2 separate regions of the Homo sapiens genome follow, and region 1 is linked to region 2. Evidence: chromatin contacts called from ENCODE Hi-C or POLR2A ChIA-PET data. All regions are on one chromosome and are shown on one strand. The core of a region is the stretch at or near the end of the contact, and the rest is flanking DNA. Distances in the headings are between cores, read along the strand shown.

What was found. A loop is a pair of places that touch in the nucleus more often than their neighbours do. ChIA-PET counts read pairs that join two places held with the same protein, here RNA polymerase II (POLR2A). Pooled maps may share reads with other maps.
Region 1: a loop to region 2 is called in a map with no recorded cell type, with 9 times the contacts of the local background. The contact joins the promoter of CFAP20DC here to the enhancer-like site in region 2. A Hi-C loop is called at or near these places in 1 of 37 single-sample maps with no recorded cell type and 8 of 50 pooled maps. POLR2A ChIA-PET finds 5 or more read pairs at or near these places in 1 of 52 experiments (PC-9).

The regions. Positions count from the first base shown.
Region 1 is chr3:59,046,811-59,051,954 of GRCh38, reverse strand. CFAP20DC (CFAP20 domain containing) reads left to right here and starts at 1,930. Exons shown (of 17, transcript NM_001394063.1): 1 at 1,930-2,344; 2 at 4,701-4,790. The coding sequence starts at 2,324.
Region 2 is chr3:58,897,929-58,902,893 of GRCh38, reverse strand. The region is part of intron 6 of CFAP20DC (CFAP20 domain containing); the gene reads left to right. The region is part of intron 1 of CFAP20DC-AS1 (CFAP20DC antisense RNA 1); the gene reads right to left. Among named protein-coding and RNA genes, the nearest start is that of CFAP20DC-AS1, 76 kb to the right of the region's middle. RefSeq lists enhancers at 3,089-3,328, 3,500-4,001. Within about 2 kb of position 3,398, at least 3 of the 41 ENCODE cell types and tissues checked have a DNase peak (open chromatin) inside an H3K27ac peak, as active enhancers do.

The DNA of each region.
Region 1 (5,144 bases), core at 681-3,180, 150 kb before region 2:
TCTGATGTTCGGATGTGTTCGGAGTTTCTTCCTTCTGGTGGGTTCGTGGTCTCACCGGCTCAGGAGTGAAACTGCAGACCTTCGCGGTGAGTGTTACAGCTCTTAAGGCAGCACGTCTGGAGTTGTTTGTTCCTCCTGGTGGGCTCGTGGTCTCGCTGGCTTCAGGAGAGAAGCTGCAGATCTTCGCGGTGAGTGTTACAGCTCATAAAAGCAGTGTGGACCCAAAGAGTGAGCAGTAGCAAGATTTATTGCAAAGAGTGAAAGAACAAAGCTTCCACAGTGTGGAAGTGGACCCCCAGCTAGTTGCCAATGCTGGCTCGGGCAGCCTGCTTTTATTCTCTTATCTGGCCCCACCCACATCCTGCTGATTGGTAGAGCCCAGTGGCCTGTTTTGTCAGGGCGCTGATTGGTGCGTTTACAATCCCTGAGCTAGACACGAAGGTTCTCCACGTCCCCATCAGATTAGCTGGATACAGAGTTTGGACACACAGGTTCTCCAAGGCCCCACCAGAGCAGCTAGACACAGAGTGTCAATTGGTGTACTCACAAACCTTGAGCTAAACACAGGGTGCTGATTGGTTATTTACAATCCCTGAGCTAGACGTAAAGACTCTCCACCTCCCCACCAGACTCAGGAGCCCAGCTGGCTTCACCTAGTGGATCCCGCACTGGGGCCGCAGGTGGAGCTGCCTGCCAGTCCCGCACCGTGCGCTCACACTACTCAGCCGTTGGGTGGTCGATGGGACTGGGCGCCGTGGAGCAGGGGGCGGCGCTCATCGGGGAGGCTCGGGCTGCACAGGAACACACGGAGTGGGTGGGAGGCTCAGGCATGGCGGGCTGCAGGTTCTGAGCCCTGCCCCGCGGGAAGGCAGCTAAGGCCTGGCGAGAAATCGAGCACAGTGCCGGTGGGCCAGCACGCTGGGGGACCCAGTAGACCCTCTGCAGCCACTGGCCCGGGTGCTAAGTCCCTCATTGCCCGGGGCCAGCAGGGCTGGCCGGCTGCTCCGAGTGCGGGGCCTGCCAAGTCCACGCCCACCCGGAACTCCAGCTGGCCTGCAAGCGCGGCACGTAGCCCGGGTTCCCGCTCGCGCCTCTCCCTCCACACCTCCCTGCAAGCTGAGGGAGTGGGCTCCAGCCTTGGCCAACCCAGAAAGGGGCTCCCACAGTGCAGTGGGGGGCTGAAGGGCTCCTCAAATGCCGCCAAAGTGGGAGCCCAGGCAGGGGAGGTGCCGAGAGCAAGCGAGGGCTCTGAGGACTGCCAGCATGCTGTCACCTCTCAGTGCCATATGACTTTGGCCAAGCCATTTAACCTTTCTGAGCCACAGTTCCTTAGCCAAAAATTGGCAATAGTACCTTCCATGTAAGAAGTGGCTCTGATCTAGAAACTAAATAAAGTAACTTAATAGTTACACTTAAGCCAGTGCTAGTCTCAATAAGTTATTATTTTCTACAAAAAAATCTTGGCTTCCTAGGGTCTTCTGAAACAATGAAAGGGTCCAGCAGACCCTCTTACTGCCTCAACGAACCCAAATTTGGGAACCTTCTAAGCAAAGGCCGCGTGAGGGTTCCATGAGTCCATGACTGTATCCCTCAGGAACCTACCAGTTATCTGTTTACCACGAGGAGAGACCAAACCGATGTGACAGTACTCTAGAAGAGTCCAGTACCTGGTATAGCCCTAATCCACGCTGAGTTTAGCCTTTTTAGTCGGCAGAGGTCATGACCTAAGTAAGGAGCGTGCTGCTCACCGTTTGGACCGCCCACCATTTCTCCAGGAGTCCCGCGGTTGCCTGGGCAACGCTACGTCACCGCGTATCCTCCCGTGCCCGTCGGCGAGAAGCCTAGAGAGCGCAACGCGCAGGCGCCCAGTGGGAACCAATGGGCGCGGCCGGAACGCGGGTGGCGCTCGGCGCTGCTCTTTCGCGGTTTGATTCTGGGGTGGGGCGGCAGCGGGAGCGCGCCCGCTTTTCCTAGGCCAGCGGGCGGTTGTCTGTGGCTCCGCGACTGGGCGCCCCGTCACGTAGGTTACACACACAATCACTCCCCAGGGACGGCCCGGAGTCCGTCCAGGCAGCTGCGCCCTCCCCAGACCCGGGCACCGCGGAGGCTGGAGCCGCAATGGTGCTGATGGAGGGCGGGAGATGGAGCTGACCAGGGGCCGGAGGGGCTGAGAAGAGCCTGCCCAAGTCTGGGCCAAGCACGAAGCCCTTTCCCACCCGTCGGGCTCCTGGGTTCCCGCCAGCCGATTTCCAGCCGTCAGGGTCACGCCACTCGCTGGAAACCCTGAACTCTGTGCCCCCCAAGCCCTGGGCCCCCTGCGGGAATGTTCAAAAATGAGTACCAGGTAACCCGAAACGGTTCTCCAACCTGTCTATACCTTTCTCCTCTTGGGTGAGGTAGTCCGTGATCGGGGTGAGGATAAAGTGCACCCTCTATCCCCATAATAAGGTCTTTTTCAGGGGTAAGACAGAATTAATGGGTGAATGCTGTTGACCCAGAGAGAAGGAAAAATTTACCAATGTCTAGGCGTATGATTTGGCTTTTGTTCACTCTCCAACTCAGTGTTTCTTAAGATGAATTAATTGTCTGTGATTCTACCTAAAATGGAGATCTTAAGCCCCACTGAAACCTCCTGAATCAGAATCTTGAGGGCAGGGCCCAGAAATCTTGAGTTTTAACAAAGCGCTTTGGAGACTCAGTATTCATGCAACACTGGTATCTCAGAAGCGATTTAGAAGAGTGAATGAGTGAATGCATGCATTGTTACATCAAGAAAGAAAATAAGCACTTTGGCTATGTGCTGTTTTATTTTTACAGAACTGGGAGTCAGTGAATCTCAGACGTTGGAGTACATCAGGCTTTCTTGGGGTGCTTGTAAACGTGCAGATTTCCTGACCCGCATCCCAGATCTGGTGAATCCGAATCTCTGGATGGGGGTCACTTGATTAAGCTTTTTAACTAGTTCCCCCAAGTGATTCCTATGCAGGGGGTCCAAGGATCACACTTGGAGAAACACTGCTTCTGGGTCGTCCTCAGTCACTTTGAGTATCCTAGAGTGTCTCGACCTGCTTTCCTCACCTCACTGGACACCTCCCTTCCTGGTCTCCTCTCCTCGCCTTTGCAAGAGGTTACACTCCTTGTTTACAGTCTGTTTACCATGCTAGTCCTGCTGTTCTGATGAACGTTTGTTACTGTATCTAATCAGTTCTCTACCCGTCTCCACCTCTTTATTGCTTCTGCCTTTTCATTCACCTAACACTACTTGCCTCATTATGAGTGCTCTCGGAGTAGTCTGCAGTTCTCTTTCTTCTGTCCCATTCGTTATCACTAATTGGGCTAGAACACTTTTAGAGAGTTTGTCTCACTTCTTATAGGTAAAATATATTATCAAAAAAACATGTGCCCACTACAGGAAACTTGGAGGACATGGGAAAGCAAAAAGCAGCAGGGAGAGTTTGCCGTCTCACCGAGTATGAGGGCTTTTGTCTTTTAAAACAACTAGCTGTCTCAAATTTAAATTCATAGTGAAATATTACCTGCCCTCACAAGCTATAGTAATTCTATCCCATATACAGTTTGCACGTAATACTGCCTAAGGAAGAAGACATTAAATGTCTTACCTCCAAGTGATCGTGTGTTATAACTGAGAGGCAAAAATATCTTTATATTACTGAGAAAAATTAAAAGCTGGAAATTCCTTACAGAAATTAGATTTGCTCACATATTGTTTATAATTCAAACCGTATTTAATCCTCATATAGGATTCTCATTTTTTGCAATAAATTCTTCCTTAGAGATAATTATCTTATTTAATTCCCCTTTCTTAAATAATTAAAGCTTATGGACATTCAGTAATATCTTCAGTGTGCTTACATAAGTGTGTCCTTCCATGTTCTCATGTTTACAATGGGGAACCAGTAGGCTGTCTGTAGACACAATATTTTATTTCTCTTATACAGATTTTATAGATCTTCACATTAATTTGTATTACATACGTAAAAATATCTTGTAGGAATGCTCAAAATAGGAATTTCCAAATCCCTCCCAGGCCTTTTTATTGACCAGTACTAAACTGTTTAATTTCCCTTCCCATTTTTTGAATAAACTTTGATGGTGCTGTTGAGCCCCTGCTGTGAGCTGAGTATTATGCTCAAGGTTTAATGTTTAGTATCTTATGTAATCCAACAACCCATTTTACAGATGGAGAATCAAGAAGTTAAGTAACTCCAAGTTCAGATAGTTAAAAAGCCAGTGTTGGAGCCTCAGTCAGTATGACTAGAAAGCTTGTATTTGGAGATAACTACCTGAATGTATTGGCCTGATTCAAGAATTGCGTTTAAACCCTTTAGTGTGGTTGCAAAACACAGTCTGTAAAACATAAAATGTTTTGCAAGAATGATCTGTATGTGTCAAGTAAACGAGTCCCCCACTGAGATACTGTAGGGTTTGTATGGCACAATTGATTTAATGTTTGTCATGCTTTAAAAACAGATTCTTTAAACCATTAATCCAAGGTGATCCAAATCAGAATGGTTGTGGTTTAGATACAATCAAGGTATAAAGTAGGAGTAATAACAGGGAGAATGTTTCATCCCAGATCAGCTTAACTGACAGATGCCGGGAACACTGGTTATAGACTATGTGGTGGATAATACTTCCTCGTTAGCATTGTCTTTTAATATTTTATTTTCATTTTCTAGGGAGGTGCATTTGTTGAAATTTTCAGTGCTCAAGGAAAAAATCCTGGAGCAAAATGGAAGATCCTTGGTAGTCCATCTGTGATTTGGAAAGTAAGTATTAGAAATTAGAGCCACATAAATCAGGGGAAGAAATGTGAGTGAAGCTTATAGAAGAAAGGGCGTGATCAAATTTCAGAGCTGTTTTTCCTGTTCTTTCACTCCAAAACCCTTTCATGACATTGTTGGCTGCAGCTGTCCTGGACACCACTCTTCAGTTGTCTAAGACTTTGGCACACAGGTCATAACCCTTCTATGTACTCCATGCCCTGCTGTGTATCATTTTAGATGACTTCAGTATCTGTAAGAAAAATCTCTCCTAGTCCTGGGCTTCTCAGTTTCTTGATTTCTTCATCTTTAACAACCTCTTCCGCTCTACTTCAGCATTCATCCCTACTGTCTTACCCT
Region 2 (4,965 bases), core at 2,149-4,648:
ACAATATAACAATAAAAGTAATACAAATAAACAGTGTGTATAACTATTTCCTAGCATTTTCATTGTATTAGGTATTGTAGGTAATATAGAGATGATTTAAGGTATACTGGAAGATGTGCATAGGTTATATGTAAATACTGTGCTGTTTTACATAAGGGACTTGAGCATCTGCAGATTTTGGTATCTGTGTAGAGTCCTAGGAACCAATCCCTTGTGGATACCAAGGGATGACTGTATAAAGAACTCTTAAAACTCAACAACAAAAAGACAAACAACTCAATTTAAAAATAATCAAAGGACTTGAATAGACATTTCTTCAAATAAGATATCCAAATGGTAGACAAACACGTGAAAAAATGTTCAATATCATTAGCCATTAGGGAAATGCAAGTTAAAATCACAGTGAGGTACCACTTAATACCCACTAGGATGGGAATAAGGGTTGGCAAGGATGTAGAGAAATTGGAACCCCTGTACATTACTGGTAGGAACATAAAATCGTTCACCCGCTGTGGGGAAACAGTGTGGCAGTTCCTCAGAAAGTGAAATGTAGAATTACCATGTAACCCTACATTTCCATTCCTAGGTATATACCCAAAAGAATGGAAAACAGGTATTCAAACAAGTGCATGTACATACATAATCATAGCAGCACAATTCACATTAGCCAAAATGTGAAAACAGCCCAAGTGTTCATCAACAAATGAATGGATTAAAAAATGATGTATGTATTACAGTGGAATAGCACTCAGCCATTTGTATGTATTGCAATGGAATGGCATTCAGCCATAAGAAGGAATGCAGTACTGACACTTGCTACAATGTGGAGGAACCTCCAAAACATGCTCAGTGAAAGAAGCCAGACAAAAAAAGGTCACATAATGTATGATTCCACTTTTATGAAATATCCAGAATAGGCAAATCCACAGAGACAGAAGAGATTTGTGGCTGCCAGGGACTGGAGACTTGAGAGATTGGGGAGAAGCTACTTAATGGATAAGGGGTTTTATTTTGGAGTGATAGAAATGTCTGAAAGTAGATAGAGGTGGTAGTTGCACAACATTATGAATGTACTAAGTCCCATTGAATAGTTCACTTTGAAATGGTCAATTTTCTGTTAATGTGAATTTCTCTTCAATAAAGCATTTTTTTAAAAAAGCTCTAAAGGCATGATTCATTCAGGATAGCCAAGTTTTAGGTGTAGCTCAGGTTTATTTACCCCTTCAGACATCAAAACCTTTTGTTATTAAAAAAATCACTTAGTAAGATGTAGTGCTTTTTTCACCATTGTAATGAAATAATTTACATAAACACTTACGTAGCACTTGCTGTATACCAGGCACTATTCTTATCCCCTCATTTACATTAATCATTACTTAAACCTCATTTAATTATCACAATAGCCCTTTGAGGTAAGTATTATTTTTGTGTCCATGATTTACAGATAAGGAGAGCAGGGTACATACAACAAGGTAGAGTTGTTGTGCCAAGGTCACACAGCTAATAAGTGGTGGAGCCAGAATATGAGCCCAGGAAGCCTTGCCCCAGAGCCTGTGCTCTTAACCACTATAATATACTGCTTCTTAATGTTTTCCAGCATTCTATAGCAAACTCAGAGAAAATCTGAGAGTTACATGGCAAATGAATGAGTGAATGAACAAAAAATGAACACACTTTATCGCAATATTTTGGCAGAGAACTTTGTGTTTTATACTTGGCCCTCACTGTTGTTTCAGAGAGGTGAAATTCCACATAACTAAAGCACTGTGCTAGGCACTGCAGGCTCTTACCAAATAAATAAGATGAACGTAGATGAGTCTGAGACCAGCAAACTATTACAAAATTAGTCATTATTTAAACTATATTAATTAGAAGGAGACGTATACCAAAACCGATCTATAAATCTCACTCTCTACAAGCCATTCCCCCTAATAAAATGGGGATGATGATTTTTAATACATAAAGTGCTTTACATATGTGTTAAAATTGATGACTTAATTCTTACAGCTAGTTAAGATCCTCTTCAAAGATATTAAACACCTACAGAATGGATCATTTTATGATGGCTTTATGGCCAAAGAAAGGGGAACAGGGTTACAAAGTCACTCAAACATTCCAATAATACACTACCTCATATTGGGAGCAAAGACATCAAGAAACCCACCATCTGGTTGTGCTTGGACGCTGCATGAGCTGTCAGCTTTCTCATAGCCTTCTCTTTCATGTGCCATTTAGCCATTCTCAACTGGCCATTCCAGCCAACATTACATGCTTTCATATTTGTTAGCAAAAGCAGTTTAGATTCAGCTATGTCCTTATCTAGATGTTAATCAGGCAGTCTGTATGTTTCCATACACAGTCCCTTCCAGAAGATAGAACATGTCTGAAAGAACAATGCAGACAGGCCCTGGTCCCTTAATATCTGATTGATTTGTTATTTGCCATCTGGGAGAAAGTTGTAATATCCAAATAAAATGTGTATGGAGTACTTTTCAGGATATAGCTGAACAAAGACTAACCAAAGGAAGAAAAGGGAAGACGTGGCAGCTGCATTTAATCTAGTCCAGGCTGTTATTAAGGGGCTTCTGTCCATAAGGGGATTACTTTGCATCCCCTTTGAACCAGGTGCTGTACTAAATATATCATTAGGATTCTCCAGTCATTCACTTCCAGGCTAACAATCCTTTGGCAGAACTTTATCTCAGTTCCTAGAATGCACCAGAGTCCTTCTGCCTTCACAGTCTTCGATGATCTATTCCTTTCACCTCACTGATCACTCCCACCCATTTTATCAGGCTACTTTCTACTTATCTTTTATGACTCAACTTAAATGTCTCTTTATCACACAGGACTTTCCCTGACGCCTTATGCTATTAGATTCTCCCATTATGCTGTTTCTTCACCTTGAACTTTTCCCTCAGAGTACTTAGCAAAATTTTAATTAAAGAATTATCTGTGGGGAGAGAGGGCCAGGATGGCTGATTAAAAGCAGCTGTGGTCTGCAGCACTCGTGGAGAGGAGTGAAAGTGGCAAGTGAGTTCAGCACCCTCAGCTGAAATATCCAGGTTCTCACATTACTGACTAGGCAAACAGCTTGACCTGCAGAGAATGGAAAAAAAGCAGGGTGGGGTGATGGCCCATCCGGGAGTGGCATGAAGCCAACAGTCCCCCCACCCCAGCCAAGGGAAGCGGTGAGTGATTGTGCAGTCCTGCCCAGGAAACCACACCCCTCCCACGGATCTTTGCAACCAGCAGATTAGGAGATCCCCTCATAAGCGCATGCCACCAGGGTACTGGGTCCAATAAACAGAGCTGTGTGGAGTCCCAGCAGAGCAGCCACTCAGGCACACACAGAGACCCAGGAGTTTTGCATACTCCACCCCCAGGATTCTCAGCAAGGTGGGAGATCCATCCCTAGGAAGGGAACTGAATCCCGGAAGCCAAGCAGCATGTTCTGCAGGCCCCCCTTCCACAGTGTCTCACAAATTAAGACCTAATGGCAAATTCCAGCCAGTCAGCAGCAGCAGGCTTGAGTCTGCCTGAGAAGGACCGAGTCCCCAGTGGGAGGGGTGGCCAACATCTCTGTGGTTTAGGCAACTCAGCAGTTCCAACCTGCCAGCTCTGGAGAGTCCAGACAGCCTGGACAAGGAAGGGTCTCCCACAACGCAGCACAGCTGCACTACTAGAAAGCAGCCAGACTGTTTTTCTAAGTGGGTCCCTGATCCTGTTACTCCTGACTGGATGAGACCTCCCAACAGGGGTCTCCAGCCTCCTCCTACAGGTGCAGTTCAGGCTGGCAACAGGTCAGTACCCCCCTGGGATGGAGATTCCAGAGGAAAGAACAGGCTGACATTTTTGCTGTTTCATGGCCTTCACTGGTGGTAACCTTGGTATGGGAAAAGACAAGGCAACTAGGGTCTGGAGTGGACCCTCAGAAAACCACAGCAGCCCTATGGAAGAATAGCCTGACTGTTAAAAAAAAAAACAAAGAGAAAACAACAATAACATAAACAAAAAGGACCCCACAAAAACCCAACTCAAAGATGAGCAATCTGAAAGATCAAAGGTAGATAAACCCACAAAAGTGAGAAATAATCAATGCAAAAATACTGAAAACTCAAAAAGCCAGAGTGCCTAGTTGCTTCCACATGACCACAACAGCTCTCCAGCAATGGCACAAAATGGGACTGAGACTGAGATGACTAAACTGACAAGTAGGCTTCAGAAGGTGGGTAATAACGAACTTTGCTGAGCTAAAGGAGCATGTTGTAACCCAAAGCAAAGAAGCTAAGAATCATGATAAAACAATACAGGACCTGATAGCCAAAATAGCCAGTTTAAAGAAGAACGTAACTGAACTGATGGAGGTGAAAAACACAACATGAGAACTTCACAATGCAATCACAGGTATCAATAGCAGGCCAGTTACAGTGGCTAACACCTATAATCTCAGCACTTTGGGAGGCCAAAGCATGTGGATCACTTGAGCTCAGGAGTTTCAGACCAGACTGGCCAACATGGTGAAACCCTGTCTCTACTAAAAATACAAAAATTAGCCGGGCATGCTGATGCGCTTACGTAGTTCCAGTTACTTGGGAGGCTAAGGCAGGGGAATCGCTTAAACCTGGGAGGCAGTGGTTGCCATGAGATGAGATCACACCACTGCACTGTAGCCTGGGTGACAGAGTGAGACACTATCTCACAAAAAAAAAAAAAAGTATCAGTAACAGAATAGACCAAGTGGAGGAAAGAATCTCAGAGCTTGAAGACTATCTTTCCAAAATAAGAAAGGCAGACAAGAATAGAGGGAAAAAAAGGAATGAACAAAACCTCCAAGAAATATGGGGATTATGGAAAGAGACTGAACTTACAACTGACTGAGGTACCTGAAAGAGACCGGGAGATGGAACCAAGTTGGAAAACATATTTCAGGATAGCATCCAGGAGAAATTCCCCAACCTAGTA